2 separate regions of the Mus musculus genome follow, and region 2 is linked to region 1. Evidence: chromatin loops called from intact Hi-C (ENCODE). Cell type or tissue: heart. All regions are shown on one strand. Each heading gives the region's core, and the rest is flanking DNA. Links, peaks and the distances in the headings are about the cores only.

Region 1 (10,343 bases), core at 3,505-8,504:
CTGGTCCCCAGTCAAACACCTGAGGACTCTTCAGGATGTTAAGTTCAGAAAAAGGGCTGCTTGCTGGCTACAGGTGCCACCACAGTCAGAGGCAGGGATTAACTCTCCCCATGTGCACCAATACCCAGGCTCCACTGGAACAGGCCTGGACCCCTTATTTGGAGGCCTAGTGGGCCTAGTATTGGCCTGGACAGGTGTCAACACAGGACTGGAGCAATGACCTCACCTCTCTTGGCTATCATCTGTGGGCAGCCCAAGTTCAGGTCAATGGCATCACAGTAATCTTGTGCTAGGAGAGCCGCCTGGACAAACACCTCTGGGTCATTGGCACAGAACTGAAGAAGACACGAATGCCACCCTCGGTCAGCCCAGGCCTAGGACTCTCCCTGCCTAGGCCACCCAGCCCTGTGAGGAATCCCATGGTGACTCAGTGAGCTATGGTCTTTCCACCGACATTGACAATATGACAACCACTAGGAATATGAGCTATAATGACATGTAACAGAAGCCACTGGCACAGACTTGTAAAGAACTGTTGGTTCTCGACAGGAGGGTACTGAGACGGAGAAGGATCAAGGTGACACTGGTGCTACACTCCTCACGTCCTCCAAGCTGCCCCTTCACCGGGACTCTGGCTAGTTCCCAGTTCTGGGGATGCCCACTCAGCAGCATGTGTCATGCAGGACTTCAGGGACCCCGACCCTTCTCCTGGGTTATATGTATATGACAGGGACAGCTTGGGAATGCTGTCCTTATATACAGGGTCTGGAGCTTAGGTGCTACCCAGTCCCTCAGCTCACCTGCACAATGAGAGGCCTGTCCTCGGGGCACACATCACAATACAAGTTCTCTTTGCGGTAGTTAGCATCTCTAACGAAGACCTGGGCATGTAGCATAGGGGTGTAGCATAGCTGGGCTCCATGGCGGCGGCTCAGAAGTCTCCAAGCTAGCTCACTCTGGTCCACCATGGGTGCCACCACATGTCGGGCACCCCCCAAGGTGCGGCTCCAAAACTCAAAACCCTGCAGTTTGGGCATCCTCTCCACACTAAGGGCAGAAGAGGAACAAGCGCTCATTTCAGCCATGGTATACCATCATACCCCAGGAGGGTACGAAGTTCAACTCCAGGAGCTGACCGCTCTCGTCAGCTTTTGCTGTCGGCTCTCCCAAGAACACGGTGAAAACAAGAGAGGTATCCGTAGGCACAGGGTTGAGGTGCCCTCCCTCCACCTTTCTGGCAGTGACCCTGACATACCACTCACCCTCTCTGGACCTTCTCCCCTTAAACGCCAGCCTGGTGCAGCGGGTGTGGAGGATGAACAGGTCTGTGGGACCTGCACAGCTGAGACCACCCGGCTGCACGAGGCCTGACGCCGCCTCGGATCTTGGGTTGGGAGAGTAGCGAGCACGTCAGCCTCCACGGCTCCTTTCCTGGTCGGGCCCAGAGCCCCCTGAGCTGCCCCTACCTAACCCCTGGGCTGGCTGGGGCCCGAGACCGCCACCGGACGTCCACGGGGCTTGAACTAGGACTACTTCCCGCACCGTCGGAGTTGGCCAGGGCTCGATGAAGGTCTGTGACTGCGGGCACGCTCCAAAGAAAGGGGCACACAAGGCCCCGTAGCCTCTGCCTGACCCGCGGCGCCGCCAGCAGGACCCGCACGAAGGCGGCGGGAGCCGCCAAGCGCCGTGGCTCAGACTCAGCGCAACGCCGCCGGAAGTGCCGGAGCCGGAAGCGTACTGCCAGGCGCTCCGCACCGTCTGCGGTGCAGCAAAAAATAAAGTCCTCGGAAACTGCAGCTCAGCGCTGAAGGGACCGGCCTTGTGGAAACGAGAGAGTTGAGCAAGAACAGACTGCGCATGCCCGGGGTCACGCTGTCCCTTCCAGACAATTGGCACTCGGAGGCCTTTCCTCCCACCTCTATCCCCCAACCCACCTCCGCAATCCAGGAGCAGCCCTTGGTTCTGCAGACACAAGACGTAAATTTAGTACACCACCACAATAGGAAACGAGATAAAGAATTATTACTTCAGATCCTGGGTAGAAAAGGCTACAGCAGGCCAGGCCTTTGTCGAGTAATGAGTCGCTTGCTAGAGGGAAGGAACATGCATAAAGAGATATGGGGCCGGGCAGTGGTGGCTCATGCCTTTAATCCCAGCACTTAGGAGGCAGAGGCCTGGCAGATTTCTGAGTTCGAGGCCAGCCCGGTCTACAGAGTGAGTTCCAGGACAGCCAGGGCTATACAGAGAAACCCTCCCCAGCTCTCAAAAACAAAAATAAAAAAAGTTCTCTCCTAAGTTCTTTTTGTCAGGGTATTTTAAACAGGAAACCAAACTATGGCCGTAAACTGTTACTGTTTTAATAGTAGTGATGTATTTCACTGAGAGAGATCTACCAGACTCTGCCTCCCAACACAGAATTCAAGGCCTGAACCGCCATGTCTGAGTTGTTTGACCACTCTTTAATCCTTCTACACTGCTTCCATGCACCTCGAGTTTTCAGAATCCAGAGTTTGTATCGTGCAACTCACATGCTTCCAGCCTTTCCCTCTGTGGTCAGACTTCCAACTCCACAAACCATTGAGTCCTGCTCTCCAGCCTTGGAACAATTGCTGATACATACTTTATAATGATATATGTATGTATAATGATACATGTATAACGGTATAATGATATAATGTAATATATATGCATTACTCAAGCCATTTATGATACTTTAATTTTCTGCCTTGTAAGGAAATGACAGGAAGCTGGGTGGTGACACCACACCTTTGATCCCAGCACTCAGGAGGCAGAGGCAGGAGCAGCTCTGTGAGTTGGAGGCCAGCCTGATTTAGATCAGAGCTAATTCAGGATAGCCAGGGCTACACAAAGAAACCTTATCTCGAAAAATAAAATAAAAAATAAATAAAGTAAATAAGAGGGGCAGGAGAGATGGCTCTGAGGTTAAGAGTACTAGTTGCTCTTCCAGAGGTCCTGAGGTCAGTTCCCAACACCCACAAGGCAGCTTACAACTGTCTGTAACTATAGTCTTATGGTTTCCAATGCCCTCTTCTTTTTTTTGGGGGGGGGGGGTTTCGAGACAGGCTCCCAATGCCCTCTTGTGTGCAGACATACATACCGATAAAACACCATATACAAGCCGGGCATGGTGGTGCACGCCTTTAATCCCAGCACTAGGGAGGCAGAACTCTGAGTTCGAGGCCAGCCTAGTCTACAGAGTGAGCTCCAGGACAGCCAAGGCTATACAGAGAAACCCTGTCTCAAAAAACCAAAAACCAACCAACCAACCAAAAGACCCACCATATATATATATATGTATATATATATATTCATACATATATATATATATATATATATAAACTAATTAATTTTTTAAAAAAACAAAGAAAATGAAAGAAGAAACTGCACAGCCACAAGCGGACATGACCCACAGCCGGACATGACATGATGGTGCACACCTTGAATCCCTCCAGGTCCCTGGCAGGCGGATCTCTGAGTTCACGGACAGCCTGGTTTACAGAGTGAGTTCCAGGACAGTCTGGGGTACACAAAGAAACCCTGTCTCAAAAAAGCAACACACACACAAAAAAAGTATGCCCCTTACATTTATCCACTTACAGTGTTATGGTCTGACACCTCAGGACAGCTGTAGCCAGTCTGTCCCATGTCTGCCAGCTATTTCATATTGTTGCTGTAACATGCCTCTCAGTCATTGACACAGAGAAGTGACTTGGCGTAGACGGAGAACATGCTGACCACATATCCTGCTTTGTTCTGAATGTTCTGTATGTGGTTTGCTAATCTTAAGAATTCCACGAAGCTTTGTGTAAGACCTATCAAATCAAAGGTCAATAGGAATTGCTATGTCTAAAATATCTTAAGTAAGAACTTCCTGCACCTGTGTGTGAATTCACTGTGGTTTTTTTTTTCCCCTTATAAGATGACAGAAAAATATGCCCATTGTCATTGTTCAGATAATTCTGAGCTATGTCCTTGCTCTGACCAGTTTCTGGGTGTGCATTCAATAAACTATTCTTGCTTAACTGAAGTCAGTGTTCACATGGTTTGTGCGGTGATTCTTGAACCCCAAGGATAGCAGTTCTGGCACTCTTGATCTTGTCTATAGATCTGAGCTTCTACCTGGTACAATTGCCCCTTGAGCTAAAGTTTCTTCTTCTTCTTCTTCTTCTTCTTCTTCTTCTTCTTCTTCTTCTTCTTCTTCTTCTTCTTCTTCTCCTTCTCCTTCTCCTTCTCCTTCTCCTTCTCCTTCTCCTTCTCCTTCTCCTTCTCCTTCTCCTTCTCCTTCTCCTTCCCCCTTCCCTCCTCCTCCTCCTCCTCCTCCTCCTCCTCCTCCTCCTCCTCCTCCTCCTCCTCCTCCTCCTCCTCCTCCTCCTCCTCCTCTTCTTCTTCTTCTTCTTCTTCTTCTTCTTCTTCTTCTTCTTCTTCTTCTTCTTCTTCTTCTTCTTCTTCTTCTTCCTCCTCCTCCTTGTTTTTTTTTGAGACAGGACAGGGTTTCTCTGTGTTGCCCTGGCTGTCCTGGAACTCAGTCTGTAGACCAGGCTGGCTCAAACTCAGAAACCCACCTGCCTCTGCCTCCCAAATGCTGGGATTAAAAGCATGGGCCGGGCTGGTGAGATGGCTCAGTGGGTAAGGGCACCCGACTGCTCTTCCGAAGGTCAGGAGTTCAAATCCCAGCAACCACATGGTGGCTCACAACCATCTGTAACGAGATCTGACTCCCTCTTCTGGAGTGTCTGAGGACAGCTACAGTGTACGTACATTAAAAAAAAAAAAAAAAAAAAAAAAAGAGTGTGGGCCACCACTGCCCAGCCAAAAATATCTCTGTCTTTATAGATCTGCGAGATCAATAGTCTCAGTTTCCCTTGTTTATAAATCTCTGAAACCAAAAAACTAAGAAGAAGGGAAGAAAGAAAACAAAAGCAAACAAAGAAAGAAAAGACAAGGAGACAACAGCTGGACTTGGTTACACACACTTGTAGTTCCAGCCAGCCTGGAACTCTCCATCCTCCTGAGTGTTGAGACTGCAAACATGCCACCACACTTCAGCTCTGGCTGGTTTTCTTGGTGTTCTTACTCTTTGAGTTTGCTGAACTTCTTTCATCCATAAATTTTTTTTTCAGAAATATTTCAGCCATTCCTTTTTTTATTTTCCTTAACGGGGTCTCTAACCCAGGTTGGCCTTGAACTAGGTTTCTAGCTGAGGATCTGAAGATAAACTTGAATTCCTATTCCTTGGGTGTCCCCACCTGCCAAGTACTTCATTTACGCTGTGCTGGAAATCAAACTCAAGGCTTGAATGTATTGGGCAATCGCTCTACCAGCTCAGTCACATCCCCGGACCTTTCTTACTTTCCCCCCCTACGCTTCTTTTGTCTATGCAACAGCCTAAGTTTCCATTGTCGACAGAGTTTTGCCTGGAGTGCTGCTTTGTTTTCTGAGATCCCTTGGCTGAGCAAGGGCGTTCTCGGCTCTTAGGTTGGTCTGCCCCCTAGTGGAGCCTTCCAGCACTGTTTGTTAGCTGAGGCAGCACAGGCCACCCCAGCGTCAATAACTGGTGACCGGGAAGGGGCAGCCTGTGATTTCCACTCATCTCTCTTGGCAGGGACTCAGTGTCTTACTTTAAGGCTGGGTAAAGACGCTGAGGCTGGGTTCCTCTTCTTGCCTCCCCAGAGCTGAACTTCCAACATCCAGAGGGCACTTAGTGAGAAAGGATCCTGGCAGATGATTTAAGGCAGAGCTGGGTGGTGAGCCTTTGATAGTCTGTGCCCTGGAGGAGGGGCTTGTCCTTAGCTGCACCCATCTAGAGTGGAGCTTGCATCACGTGGGCAGAGAGGAGGGATGGGTCAAGGCAAGTGCCCCAACTCACTCCCTTCCTGGCAGGATTTGGTAGATTTTCCTGAACGCTGTTTCTCCTTTGGCTGAGAGTCCTCAGAACAAGTTCCAGGACTTTCAATAACTTTCTGGAGACTTCTCACCAGAAAAGGCTGCTTTGCTGGGGACAGCCCTCTGAACCCCTCTGGCCACCGGCGTGTGGGGCCTTATAGTTCAGTATGACTCACACAGATGCCCAGATGTTTTCAGGGTCTGCCAAGATGTGCCTTTGTTCCCTTCTCCAGTTTTCCTTTTTGAAACAGGGTCTCACTATGTATCCTTAGCTGGCCTGGAATTTGGTAAATCAGCCTGTTTCTGCCTCCTAGGAGCTAGGATGAAAGTGCTTGGGCGGTGTGTGCTGCTGTGCCTAGAAACAAGATCTCAACAGCAACAGCAGCTCTAAGGACTACCCCTTATGTCTCCCTCTCTCACCCATCCTTCCTAATACACAGACATGGCGTTATCATGGAGTTTTCAAACAGGGTCTCTCTCAATGGCTGACTTGGAACTTACTCTGTAGCCCAGACTAGCCTCAAACTCATGGTGGTCTTCTTGTTTCAGGCACCCAAGGATTAAAGGTGCGCTCCACCATCCTGAGCTTACCTGACTTTCCCATTTGTTGACTTGAAGTTCATGTCTCCTTTCCGTACTCATGCCTCTCTTTTGGACACACGCAGTCCATTTGTTCTGTCAGTCACATAGAGTAGATATGTAGGCCATCTCCAACATTTTTCAACTTTACATTGTTTTACAATGAATGTGTGTGTTTGTATGCACATGTGTATATGCGTGTGTATGTGTGTGTGCGTGTGTATGTATGTGCATGTGTGTGTACATGTGTATGTGTGTGCTCATGTATGTGTGTGCATGTACATATATATGTGTGTGCATGCATGTATGCATGTGTGTGTATGCAGGTATATGTGCATGTGTGTATGTGTGTATATGTGTGTGCATGTGTATAAATGTGTATATCTTTGTGTATGTGTGTTCATGTATGTGCATGCGTGTGGTGTGTGTGCATGTAAGTGTACTTGGGACACTTTCCAAGAAGTTCAAACACAGAGGTGATTTTTCTGTGTGCTGCCAAATCTCCCCCTTGAGACCCTTTGTTCTACGCCTCCCAGTCAGGTTGCTTATGCCAGTTTCCCTGTAAGCTCCACAGCACTCTGAGGTTATGTTTGCAACTGTGTCAACCTGACAGATAAGGAGCCATCCTCCTGGTTGTGATTATCATTTTTTATTTCCCTTATAATGAGAGGTTGAACATCGTTTTATATGGTTCGAGGTCTAATTGACTATTATTTTATTTATAAATCCCTTCTTAAACAGCTTCATGGAGGCATAATTAATATTTTTAAAATATATACAAAGTGGCAATTACATGTTTATAGATACCAGTATATACAAGTGAAACTGTTACAGTCAGATAATGAAAGTGTTTATCGCTACTCCCGGTTTCCCTGTGCCCTTCTCCAACTCTCTTCATCCATGACATGTTTGTTGCTTTATATGTGAACCTCTGTAGGGCTTTATTCACATGGAACTGTGTCAAGTTTTTGGTCTTTCCATGGCTGAGCAGTATACTTTTATGGAACATTCTAAAATGTGTTTCTCCATTCACCTGTTTATGAATCTGGATTGGTTTCTCCAACAGTTGCTATGAATGTTCTTGTCAAATCTTCATGTGGACAGAAGAATAAATTATTTATTTATTTTTGGTTTTTCGAGACAAGGTTTCTCTGTGTAGCCCTGGCTGTCCTGGAACTCACTTTGTAGACCAGACTGGCCTCAAACTCAGAAATCCACCTGCCTCTGCTTCCCAAGTGCTGGGATTAAAGGTGTGTACCACCACCGCCCAGCAGAGGGTAATTTATATACCTAGGAGCAGAATGGCAGATCATATATGCTTTTAAATGGATTTCATGTAGGCCAGGCTAGCCTCAAATTCTTTATGTAGCCAAGGATAACCTAGAATTCTTGATCGATTCCTCCTACCCTTCTACCCAAATGAGTGCTAGGGTTACAGATATGTGCCACTATATCTGAATTCTTTTTCTTTCTTGTTTTTTGTTTTTGTTTTTCAAGACAGGGTTTCTCTGTATAGCCCTGGCTGTCCTAGAACTCACTTTGTAGACCAGGCTGGCCTCAACGAACTCAGAAATTCGCCTGCCTCTGCCTCCCGAGTGCTGGGCTCAAAGGCGTGCACCACCACGCCCGGCTTTATATCTGAATTCTTGTGTCTGTCAGCATTTTCTCCTCCTCCTCCTCAGTGGTGTGTGTGTGTGTGTGTGTGTGTGTGTGTGTGTGTGTGTGTGTGTGTGTGTGTATAAAAGGATTTATTTGGCTTATTCCTCCCAATAACAGTCCGTTATGAAAGGACGTCAGGGCAGGTTTCAGAGACCTGGAGTCAGGAACTGAAGCAGAGGCCACAGAGGAGCACAGCTTGCTGCCAATGTGCAGCCCTGAGCCATGTCCACACATCTGTCTGGGACTTCTTTGGTGGCTGCTGTGGACTCTGCATTACCAACATAAGTACCCAGTCCCTGAGGCCATCTCACCCATCCAGTGAAGCATGTGAGCCATTGCCTCTCTGTGCTTCTGCTCTATATATTCTACCTAAACTGTCTCTGTCAGAAAAGAGAAGAGAAGAGAAGAGAAGAGAAGAGAAGAGAAGAGAAGAGAAGAGAAGAGAAGAGAGAAGAAAGGAGAAGAGAGGAGAAGAGAAAGGATTTAGGGGGTCAGAGACATGGTTTAGCAGTTAAGAGCACTGACTGCTCTCCTAGTCCTTAGTTCAATTCCCAGCAACCACATGGTGGCTCACCACCATCTGTAATAGGATCTGATGCCTTTTTTTTTTTTTTTTTTTTTGGTTTTTCGAGACAGGGTTTCTCTTTATAGCTCTGGCTGTCCTGGAGCTCACTTTGTAGACCAGGCTGGCCTCGAACTCAGAAATCCGCCTGCCTCTGCCTCCCGAGTGCTGGGATTAAAGGCGTGTGCCACCACGCCCGGCGGATCTGATGCCTTTTTCTGGTGTCTGAAGACAGCTATGGTGTACTTATATAAATTATATAAATACATACATACATAAGGGATTTATTGTATGTGAATGAGTATTTGCCTGGACATACGTTGGCCTGTGGAGGTTGGAAGATGGTGGGGGATTCCCTGGAACTGGAGTTGTGAGCTGCCAGGTAGGTTCTGGGAAACAAACTCAGGTCCTCTGGAGGAACAGTCAGTGCTCTTAACTCCTGAGCTATCTCTCCAGCCCCCAAAACTGTCTTAAACGTTCCTCTGTGTACACTCAGAATTGTGTGATGCTCGATCATTGCTTTTACCCCATTTTCCTTTGAGACAGGGTCTCCTCTATGTACCGGAAGATGATCTTCCCGCCTCACCTCCCAAGTGGTGGGGAGCAGGCCACCATACCCAGCTCTTATGTCAATCACTAAACCTGAGCTGGGGAACTAAGAGAAGAAAATACTGTATTTATCCATGCTTTCTGTTTTTCCACTTTCTTCCTGATATTTTAAGGCTCTCTTTTTTTGGAAAGGCTCTTTCTTTCTTTGCCACCTAGATTGCCCCTGAGCTTCTGATCCTCCTGCCTCAGCTTTTCGTTTTTTCGAGACAGAGTTTCTCTGTATAGCCTTGGCTGTCCTGGAACTCACTCTGCAGACCAGGCTGGCCTTGAACTCAGAAATCCGCCTGCCTCTGCCTCCTGTGCTGGGATTAAAGGCATGCGCCACCACGTCCGGCCTACTATTGAGTTTTTGAGATAGGATTTCTGTTTAACAGAACTGGCTGCTCTGGAACTCACTCTACAGACCAGGCTGTACTGAATCCACAGAGATCCACCCGCTTCTGCCCCACAAGTGCTGGGATTGGAGGTGTGCACCACCACTGCCTGGCCAGTGCTTTCTGCGTTGAGGTTTTCCATATTCACCAGCTTATTAGATATATTCTTTATTGCTCACTGCAGAGTGTGGCACCAACTGCTTTATTCTTTGTTAGGGTTACGGGTGTATGCCAATGACCCAGTTTACATCCTTTCCTTTCTCCTCTCTTTCCCCTCCCTCCCCCCTCCCTTCCTCCGTGTTTTCTGATCGAGGAGATGAAACCTAGGGCCTCTTGAATAGTAGATGAGCATTCTACCCTGAGCTACATTCAAGCCCATTGACTGCTTCCAGTTTCTCAAAGAGCATTAACCGATGCTTATTTTTGTCTTCCCCATTCAAGATTTTTTTCTGGTTCTTGGTGAATAAATGATTTTAAGATGATGAAACCTTGCAGGCAGCTGGGATGCAACTAGTAGCCATCTTGCCTTAGACTCTCAGGTGCCCATCAGAGCTGTACACTGCCATGGAGACTTTCGTTCGTCCCCTGTGATCTCCAGGCTCCTCCTACCCCATTCCTTAGATATTCAAGGACCACTCCCGGCCCCAACAGTTGGT
Region 2 (10,343 bases), core at 2,075-7,074, 110 kb after region 1:
TAAGGGCAAGTGCCAGAAGATTCCAATTTGTGTGTTGCTCCTAGAGTTAGCAAACTGACAGGCAGTGCCGACTGAAGGCTGCTGGGAGACTGGGGCAGGAGTGGCACCTGGATCCAAATGGGACGAGCACTGCAGACGGACAGATGAAACTGCATTTGCCGTATCCTGATGCCAGTGCTACATACCTATAACCCCAGCAGCACTTAGGAAGTTGAGGCAGGAAAAATAAGTCCAGGGGCGGGGGGGTGGGGGGGGGAGCTATAGTGACACATGCTTGCAGTCCCAACACTTGGGAGGTGGAGGCACACGGATTATAAATCCGAGGCTATCCAAGGTCATAGAACAAGTTCTGGGCCAGGTTTGCACAAATGAGGCTTTGTCTCAGAAAAACAAAAAGTGAAGGCAATAGGTTAACTTTGTTAAATACACTTATCACAAGTAAGCATAAATATAAAACTATATAATTAAAAAGAAAACATTACTAGAAATGGCAGCGGGGTCAGGGGGTCGGGGGTGGGCAGAAAGCCCCTACCCACTGCTTGCAAAATTCCATTCTAAAATGGCCCACATCTGCCTCTGCCTTGGACACAGGCACACGAGGCTGTTGGGCTGGGCCGGCCAGAGGCAGCAGCTCACTTGTCAGTAAGGGCGTTCTTCTCCTTGGCGTCCTCTGCTCTTGTGCACTCAGCCCTGCGCAGTTGTCCCTCCAGGGTTTCACAGAGGAACTGAAGCTCCAGCACCTTGGCGTCCAGCGTCTGCAGCTCCTCTGCATGGGCGCGCTTCACTGCCGCCAGCACTGTGTCTTTCTCCCTGGCTTGACGGTCAAGCTCTTCATGTCTGAAACACAGGGGAGGGTCCCGCGGTGGCTCACTCAGTGCCCTGGAACCTTCCAAAGTGTTTGCCATCCTTTTCTTACACTACAGCTGTCCCTGACAAGATGGCTGACTCTGCAGGAGTAACTTGTGGGCGCGCTAGCTCTTCCCATGTAAGCAGATCTTCTTAGGTGCCGGGCTCTCGGAGGCCCCCAAAGCTCACACAGATACCAAAGCAGATTCACAAAACACTCCTAACAACCTACGCTTGACCAGCCATGGAAAACAGATGCCACCTGCCTCTCAGATGGGCAGACTCCTGAGCACTCCCTTAGTGTATCAGTTTGTCCGTACTGCACAAATAGTGGCATGAGAAAACACAAGAGAAAATTTCTTCCCCTCCCAAGTGTAACTGGGCAGCCTGAGTGTGTGGTGTGTGGTAGCTACAGTTACTGTTCCCTTTAGAAGAGAGAGTAAATGCGTCTTGCTGAGTCCACACTGAGCTTCCAGCTGGCATCCCCGCCCCACTCCTCGTTGACCGACTCCTTACTGTCCCAGCACCTCCCGAACCCTGCAGTACTGGGGGGAGGAGCAATGCTTTAACTGCATGGCTGAAGCTCCGCCTTGAGGCAGCACACCACCACTTCCTGGGTGTCCCAGACCTGGCAACGTGAAGAGCCTGCTGCAGTCAGAGGGACAGAATCCAGAGTCTACATCAGCAATAGTAGGGGGACATCAGCATGGCAAAGCTTGAGGCGATCGTCTAAAACTTATACACTAGCTAGTAAGACAGCCAAGGTCTAAATGTTAACGCTTAATTTTTAAATACTTATTTACCTAGTATGGAGGCATATGTGTGGAGTCAGTTCTCTCCTTTTACCACATGGGTTCCAGGGATGGAACTCAGGTCACCAGCTATGGTGACAAGTGACTTTATCCACAAAGCCATCTCATTTACCCATAAAAGTTAAAATTTAACTAAGGTTATATTTTTAAAAGCCTGTTTTAGACACTGGAGACTAAATCCAGAGTTTTCAACATTCTTAGTTTGTGTTTTATCAATGACCTGAATTGGACTCTTGGTCCTTAAAAAGTTTAAGCTTGGAGACACCGGATGCCTAACCCTCTCTGAGGAAGGAGAGCATGGTGCCAGCCACAGCAGCGTCCCAGCTCAGGCTGCCCGCCCACCTGCCACAGGGCTCTTGTCTCCAGTAAGCAAGATCTAGACTCTTTTCCAGTGGCACCACCCAGGCAGAAATACGCACTTCCTCCTGAAAGTCTCCTCAGCTTTCTTCTTGGCCAGCTGTGCCGAGTAAAGCTTCTTCTCCAAGCCCTTTATCCTAAACAGAAACCGTATCAGTAAAGAGCAGTTACGTAAGAGATCAAAGAGTAGAACGGAAAGATGCCAGGAAGGCAACGCCACCAGATCTAGTCCTTACGGCCACAATGCCTGGAGAACAGAACCTACGCACCGAGCGTCCTTCACGGCCTCCAGATCCTGGAGTTCCCGGGCACGCTCCTGCAGCTTCCTCTCTAATTCCACGTGTTCTGCTTCTGCCTTCTGCAGACTCTCTGCTGCCCGTGCTCCAGCGTCTCTCAGAGCTTGCAGCTCTTTGTTTAGTAGTTTTATCTGAGAAAGATTGAAAAGTTCCAGGAGAGGAGATGGGTAAAAGGAACAGTGTGAAGCCTGGCGTGGTCCCAGCGCTCGGCAGGCACAGGCAGGCGGAGCTCTAAGTTCAAGGCCAGCCTGGTCTACAGAGTGAGTTCCAAGATAGACGGGACTACACAGAGAAACCCTGTCTCAACAAACAAACAAACAAACAGACAGACTGACTGACTGACTGACTGACTAACAAAGGAACAGCATGGTATTCTGCAGCACTGGGTAATTAAAGTTGCAATGGTGATTCGAAGCCCAGGGCCAGCCAGTTACCTTGAGCTCATGTGTCAGGACTACGTTGCTCATGTCGTCAGCCCTCAGCTGGAACTCATGCTCTCTTCTCTGCATTTTAGATTCAAACTCCAGCAGCAGCTCCTGGGACAAAAGAGCCAGGAGTGAAGGAGAGTGGCTGCCGCCAAGGCCTCAGCTTAGGTGTGAGACTGACACACAGTGTGAATCACGGTTTTATACTACAAACAAAGTTTTCTGTTCTACAGATAAACTGCTTACCTCTATTTCCCTACCACCACTCTTCAATATCTGTACATCTATACACGCTTTTAATCCCAGCACTCAGGAGGCAGAGGCAAGCGGATTTCTGAGTTTGAGGCCAGCCTGGTCTACAGAGTGAGTTCTAGGACAGCCAAGGCTACACAGAGAAACCCTGTCTCGAAAAACAAACAAAACCAACCAACCAACCAACGACAGAACAACAAAAATTCTCAGGTAAAATGGGGTCATAGATGAAACCATTTTAAGAAGCCTCTCTCTGAGGGATGACTGTAACTCTTGCAGTTCGGTGAGCACCCAGGTTGCAGCCATTGCTGTCAGGCTAGCATATATTCCCTTCTGCAAACTTCCTTCTCATTTCTGACATGATGAGGTCTGCCACGGGGTCCTCGGTTGATACGAGAGTTTGGATCCTCCAGTTACTAGCAAGCCAAAAAACCTAATTTCTATATTTCTGGGGCCAGGTACTTAATCTCATTTTTGATCAGCACAGAGCCAGAGCCCCTGGAAGGACTGAGTGCTCAGGCACATATGCCAGCCCTAGTCCTGGGCCCTGCCCTGCCCTGCCCTCCACCAGACTCCAGCCCTGAAGGACAGACTGAGGGAGGACAGATGCAGCTCTGAGGGAGTTGTCCCCACCCTTACCCCATGAAGCACCATCCAGCCCTGGTAGACAGGTGCACTGTGTGAGTTCTGCAGCAACAGGTCTCACTTTCTGGCTCAGGAAACTGCAGAAAGCACAACTAGAAGTTATATTTCACTTTTTCAATCCCTTGAAAGGTAAATGTGAAATATATAGTCACGTGAGTGACCCTTATTGGAATTAGAATATTAAAATCATTACTATAATTATAAAATCATGGCTGAATGCTTGCCTGTTATGTGTGGTGCCTTGGGTTCTATTCCAAGCATAGGGACAAATGAAAGACAAAAGGAAGGAAAGAAGAAAGAAAGGAAGGAAGGGAGGGAGGGAGGGAGGGAGGGAGGGAGGGAGGGAAAAAGGAAAGGAAAGGAGAAGAGAGGAGAAGGGAGGGGAGAGGGGAAGGGAGGGGAGAGGAGAGGAGGGGAGGGGAGAGGAGAGAAGGATGGTGAGTTAGTAGAACCTACCTGTAAACAGAGAACCTGGGAGGCAAAGATAGAGAAGATCCCCTCAAGTTCTGGGCAGCCTTGGCTACATGTTAGGAATCTGTCTCAAAGGACAAAACCAAAGCAACCAACTAACCAAACAGCAACAAATCCACAGAATTTGAAACAGTTTTTTCTGAACAAAATCCACAGAGGAAGTTCTGCAGGTTGTGGCCACCAGAGAGCAGAGTTCCATGCTAAGTCAAGCCTGTGCTGCCACCTTCTGGTCTTGCTGGACAGTGTGACAGGCAGCCATGACCTGTCTCCACTGTGCTCTTGTCAATGTTCTGGGGACCGTGTCTCTGGATAAACCATGGGACCTCACACAACAGTCTGTCACTCTGTCTCCTTGCACACATTCTTTGTCTCAACAACTGGCAGTCATCCTCTGTGGCACCTGCCTCTTCCATCAGGCCCATCAGAGCTCAGGGTCAGATGTCCCCACTGGCTCCCCTTCTGGGCATGCTCATATCTGCAGGGGCCTACTACCCCATCAGCCTGCTGGCTACTTCTCCCATGCCTGGCCCAGTAAGTCCGCAATCATGTATGTCACTGCTCTACACAAACACTCAACAGTTTCCCATGGTGCCAAAGTCTTTAAAGGCTCTGAAGGCCGAGCTCCACTTTGGACATTCGTCCTCTGAACTTGAACTCTATCTTCTAGGTATCTCCGAGCACATGGGCAGGTTCTTGTCTTCCTCCTCCTGAACTCTCTTCTGCACCCTCACCAACGTCTGTGGCTCCTCTTGCCCACTCACTGTACTTGACTCCTGACCCTCCCGTCTCATCACATCTATAGGCAGTTAACTGTCTCAAGGTGTTCTTCCCTCTATAAGGGCAAGCATGGCAGGTATGACTGACAGGCATGACAGGTATGACAGGAATGACAGGGATCCGTGCGCAATCCCAAGCCTGAAGAGCTACCAGCATGCAGCATGCATTCAGAAACATTTCTGAAATGAGTGGGTAAATTTCCTCCAATGTCTTGTGAGCCTGTGACTATCCAATAAGAAAAAGGATTTTCTCTGGTTCACAGTACGTGATAACTGACCAGTCAGTTACTAGTTATAAACTTGCCTCAACTTATAAGAGAAAAATCATTATTTCATTGAATTGGTTCTATTTACAAGGGTGACCAACATGTGAGATTCTGGCCCAACAACAGAAAAGAGCAATTGAGCAAAAGAGTTGTTGGTCTTTAAGATTCTGTGTTAACACAACTCTCTGCTCACAACTACCCAGAAGGCCAAGACTGTTCCAGGCCAGATCAGGCTGCTATAGGCAGACTGCCCCGGGCTGCAGAAGGCTGCCTCAGGCTGGCTATTCCAACCCACCAGGGGCAGACCTTTCCCTAGCCTCCTGCGGCAGAGCTGGCACAGTAGCATGTAAGGCTTGGTGCTTCCAGAGATAGGGCTAGGGACACCTGAGTGTGCTCCACTGAGTCTGCACAAACTAATCACTCAGCCGCCTTTCCCAGCTAGAGACTCTCTTGAAGCTCCCTTGGTGACTTTGGTACCACTGCGAGAGTGTCATTTCTTAGACACAACAGTTGCTGAGTTGTTTTTGGTGGTTGTGTTGCTGCTAACTTTTTAGACAGGTTCTCATTTTGTAGGCCAAGTTGGCCTTAAACTCACAGTGATTCCCCTGCCTCAGCCTCCCAAGTATTTATTAAGATTTCTTGCTACTTTGAACCACCACATCTGGTACAATTAATCTTTTCTTGACTACATTATTTCCAGGCTTTGGCTCAATGTGCAAGACTCTTGGCTGTTTCCGAAGTCAAACTGGTCATTCCCACTCCACTCCGCATTCTCTTAAAGGCACGATCGACCGCTCATCAGACCCAGATAGATGCCCTGACAGGGAAAGCTAGGTGGGAACGGCAGGAGGTGATAGAGACCTCAGGCGATGGGTAGGGTGAGCAGGAAAAAAGAGTTCTTGGGAGGCAGGCTTCTCCTCCCACCCCCCAGACAGGGTTTCTCTGTGTAGCCCTGGCTGTCCTGGAACTCACTTTGTAGACCAGGCTGGCCTCGAATTCAGAAATCCGTCTGCCTCTGCCTCCTGAGTGCTGGGATTAAAGGCATCTAAAGTCATCTAGAAGCTCGTTTAATTAGGGGAAACAAAGGTTATTTAGGCCTTTGGGGGGTGAGTAGGGGCTGGGGGATGAACTGGGCCAGGGTACTGGAAATGCCTTATTTGCAAAAGGAGGAGTTCCAGGTGATGACCTTATAAGGAGAGAGGAAGTTTAACCTGTGTCTTGGCCACCAGGCTATGTGACTACCTCAAAGGTCACAGGGATCAAAGCATGGGTCTATGTGTGCTGGGACTTGCGGACCCACGGCAGGTTTATAAGAGGTTCTGTCTTGAGAACTGCTCTTCTCAGTGTGTCAGATCCTCTGGAACTGGAGTTACAGACAATTGTGAGCTGCTCTGTGGGTGCTGGGAACTGAACTCAGCTCCCCTGGAAGAACAGCCAGTGCTCTTAACTGCTGAGCCATCATCTCTTCAGTCCCTAGAAGTACATATTCACACACCTGGATACAGCTACTGAGATGGTAAATGTCTCTTCCTCTGTCCATAAGGTCCAGTAGTAGTAGTCTTGCTTTTGGCTGGCAAGGCTGAAATATATCTGCACTATCCTACCTGAGGCTTTTATTGGCTCCCAGATCCATTCTGCAGTTTAGCTCACAGGGATCTTGACTTTTCCACATGAGGGCCTCACATTGGTCTGTCACACTGTCCTCGCTTGCTTCTGTTACTGTGATAAAACACTTGATCAAAACCAGCTTGGGGAGCAAGGGCTCGCTCAGTAAGAGGTTCTATACAGTCCATCATTAAGAAGCCAACACAGGAAGAAGCAGACACCATGGAGAAATGCTGCTTGTTGACTTGTTGGCTTCCCCTGGACTGCTCTTTCTTCTACAGCCCAGGATCACCTGCCCAAGGCTGGCACTGCCCACAGTGAGCTGGGGCCCTCGTTAACTAGCAATCAAGACAATGTCCCACACGTGCCATTGGCCAATCTGATGAAAGCAACTCTCTGTCAGAGACCATCCCGTGAGAAAGTGAGCCCTTCACAATCTCCCTAGCAGGCCAAATGGCCTTGTACTGAGAGCTGGTTGTCACCCCCCTTTCCTCCCTATTCCTTTCCTGGCACCTGAGGCTGTAAAAGCTGAATTATAGTCCCCTCTTCCCTATCTCTTCCTGAGTTCCCATGCCATCCAAGGACATGAGTTACGCCTGAGCCTAGCCTGACCCCCAAGGCTGTCAAGGAGGATCGATGTTCCAGAGATAAGATCCAGAGTGCCCGCTGCCTGGCGCCTGACTTCGGCCCCCATGTCAGCAGATGCCCACTTCTTTGTTCTTTGTATAATTCTCCCTCGACCCCTCCCATATTCCCCGCGATGTATGCTTTAAAAAGAAGGCACCTCAGCCTAATAAACGAGACCTTGATAGGTTCAATCTACTTGGTCCTCCGACTCTTCTTTCTTTTACTCCCATTTCCTTCCAGGTTTGCGGTCCCCCTCGCACCCACGAATAACTGAGTCCCGCGGGACGGGATAAGTGGCGCCCAACGTGGGGCGAGGTCCGGATCGTAATTCCTAATCAGTGGAGGTTCCAGAGAAGTTCGTCGCGACCCCAAGAATTTAAAAGTAGTGAAGGACACCTTCCGCTGCTCACGGAAGAGCGAGAAGTCCTTGGTGAGTTGAGTCATCTCCACTTCAGGTTATGGGACATAAGCTATCTAAAGAGGTAGCCTTCATCAAAGGTTTCAAGATAGCTCTCAGAGAAAGAAGAGTACGAGTTAAAAAACAAGATTAGATAGACTTTTTTTTTTTTCATAGACCAGGTATGTCCATGGTTTATTATAGATGAAGCAGAGATACGTTGTAAAAAATGGTGAAAGGTAGGTAGAGATTTAAATGATAAACTAGCTAATGAGGGTCCCGATGTGGTCCCTGCAACTGTCTTTTCTGTCCCGATGCAGTCCCTACAACTGTTTTTTTCTTATTGAAAAGTAACTATCAAAAGCAGCCATTGTACCTCCTCTCCCTTCTCTGGAAGTATTCCCAGAAGAAGGAGATAAGGAAGTAGACTCTGAACATGAGAGAAAGAAAATAAGTTTTAGAAAAGCAGTTATCCCCTGTTTGAGATCTTTTAGCAAAAAAGAGAAAAAATGAAAATAAGCTATTTCAGAGCTCTCCTAGAGACAGAGGGAAAGTGGGAGACGTCCCGTTTTCTCTCTGCCTCCTATAGAGATATTCTTAGCTCTGGTTAGTATATCTGTGTCCCTTTGAGACACCAAGTTCTATTCCCTGTCTGTCTATTGTCTGTTTTTGATGCATCAAAACAAATTGTCCATATGTCTGTCATGTTTGTTTTTGTTATGTTGTTTAAATGATTATTGTTCTGTGTTTCATGTTGAAAAATATAAATGGTTAAAACTTGTTTAAAAAGCAGTTTCAAAATTACACAGCACAAGTTGATAAGTTAGCTACACTGTGGCTGGGAGCCAAGTACAGCTGAAAAAGCCTTGCTGAGGGCCCGATTGCAAACGGAGCTCTTAAAGGGGCAGGCAGCCTTTTGCTTGTAACAGAAAGTTAGCTTAAAATTGGGAACTCAAGGTTAGAATCTTTCTAAACAACTTGAACAAACACAAGAAAACAGGTCTTTAAGGATACTTCTACATAGAGATAGTCTTTGAGCCAAGATTCTGGCAGAGTGTTTAGATTAAAAAAGGTTTGCATTTGGGTTAAAGCTGAGCTCAGAGGGGAGCAGCCTCAGCGCGGCTTGTATGGCACTTCTTAGAGCCTTATTACAGACCTAGCCAGATGTTGTTCTAAACATACCATCATATAAAGTAAAATTGATAATCATTATCCTAATATAGTTTAAAAATTATTTCATGCATGCTTGTATATCTTCTAAAATTCATGCATGCATGCATCCCATTTACTGTGTTTAAAAAATAGCCTTTAAATAAGAGAAAAGTATATGTGATTTAAATCACATGATTATTCTTTTGAGTTTCCTCCTGTTTCAGCACAGATAATTAAATTGTGTGCTAAGATGGTGTTTAAAAATGTTGAACAGTCAAACTTTAAGTTGTATGTTAATAGTCAATATTAATTCTCTAGCTTGCAATTGCTTATGCAACTTATAAGAAAAAAATACTGTTCCTTTAAGAAGACTGTTTTTAGACAGTTAAGGAATTATCCTAGGTTGCCTGGAAGAGACCCCCAGGATCTGCTTTTGTGTTATAGAGGTTTACATAAAGCTTTAACTGATAAGGATTACAGAGAGCTCCTGAAAAGATACAAACTCAGGATCCTTATAATTATTTGGGTTTTAGACTTACTGATCAAACTGGTTTTCCCTAGAAGATAGTTATTTACAGAGACAACTTAAAGACTTTCTCTTATTTCTGATTAATAAATATATAAATTATACACACGTGACTATAATAACTTTTCAAACATTCTAGTTACAATCTCTCTTCAAGAGAAACAATTGAAAGTGTAATTAGTCACTGTCCATGTTATATTAAAACCTACTATAACAGTCCAGTATTTAAGTGGTTTTGTCAAAAATTTTTTAATTCTCAAAGACAAGGTATTATAAAACTTTAAAACTCTATCTTCTTAAAAACAAAAAAGGGGAAAAATTATACCCCCTGTGCATTATTTAAATCATACTTTTATTATTAAGAGTTTTAAATTTTAGATGTCTAAGAACTTAATAAATGCCTCATAATATCTTAAAACTAGACATAATCATGTCTAGGTTAGATGAAAAGGACCCACTCATTGACACATGGCATGAGCCTAAACAGAAGGTTATTATGGGGAAAAGGGGGCGGTGTTTCTGTTTTATCCACAGAATGCTGCAAAAGCATGCTAGCTTCCAGTATGATTCCTGTGACACACTGACCTGTGAGTTCATGAGTGCCCTGGCAGTGATGACAAGAAAGCTGTGTTGAGTGCACAGAAAAAGAAGAATCAGAGAGAACAGACACTTACAAACAAGATGAAGAAACTTCCTATCTTCGCCATGGGCTACAACAATGAGAGCCTACCTAGTGTCCACTTGAGGACAACTATAAATGATGACCCGTGGGGCAGAGAGACTGCTACAGTGTATTTAACAAGATTTCATCAGAGACACTGTTTTTGGCCATTCAGGCCAACTCCCCTATAGCTGTAAAAGCTTTTGTACCTTACCTATATGCTATATTG

The links. Hi-C counts contacts between places; a loop is a spot of excess contacts. Peaks named below come from ENCODE experiments on the same cell type or tissue, not always from the same donor. Only the 100,000 strongest peaks of a DNase experiment are listed, where the experiment ranks them.
Region 2: it touches region 1 in a loop (6-fold over the local background); 3 of 42 quality-filtered maps call a loop at or near these places.

Annotation. Positions count from the first base shown.
Region 1 is chr11:120,794,677-120,805,019 of GRCm38, forward strand. It overlaps Dus1l (dihydrouridine synthase 1-like (S. cerevisiae)), which reads right to left and starts at 1,719. Exons shown (of 14, transcript NM_026824.4): 1 at 1,467-1,719; 2 at 801-1,047; 3 at 227-335. The coding sequence starts at 1,037. In heart, for the core only: a CTCF peak has its summit at 5,517 (motif pointing left); DNase peaks (open chromatin) are centred at 5,545 and 5,795; H3K4me3 peaks cover 460 bases; H3K27ac peaks cover 1,454 bases.
Region 2 is chr11:120,901,239-120,911,581 of GRCm38, forward strand. It overlaps Ccdc57 (coiled-coil domain containing 57), which reads right to left. Exons shown (of 19, transcript NM_027745.1): 4 at 2,746-2,847; 5 at 2,285-2,442; 6 at 2,078-2,152; 7 at 637-837. Among named protein-coding and RNA genes, the nearest start is that of A430102A20Rik, 26 kb to the right of the region's middle. In heart, for the core only: a CTCF peak has its summit at 4,322 (motif pointing left); DNase peaks (open chromatin) are centred at 2,083 and 4,423; H3K27ac peaks cover 910 bases.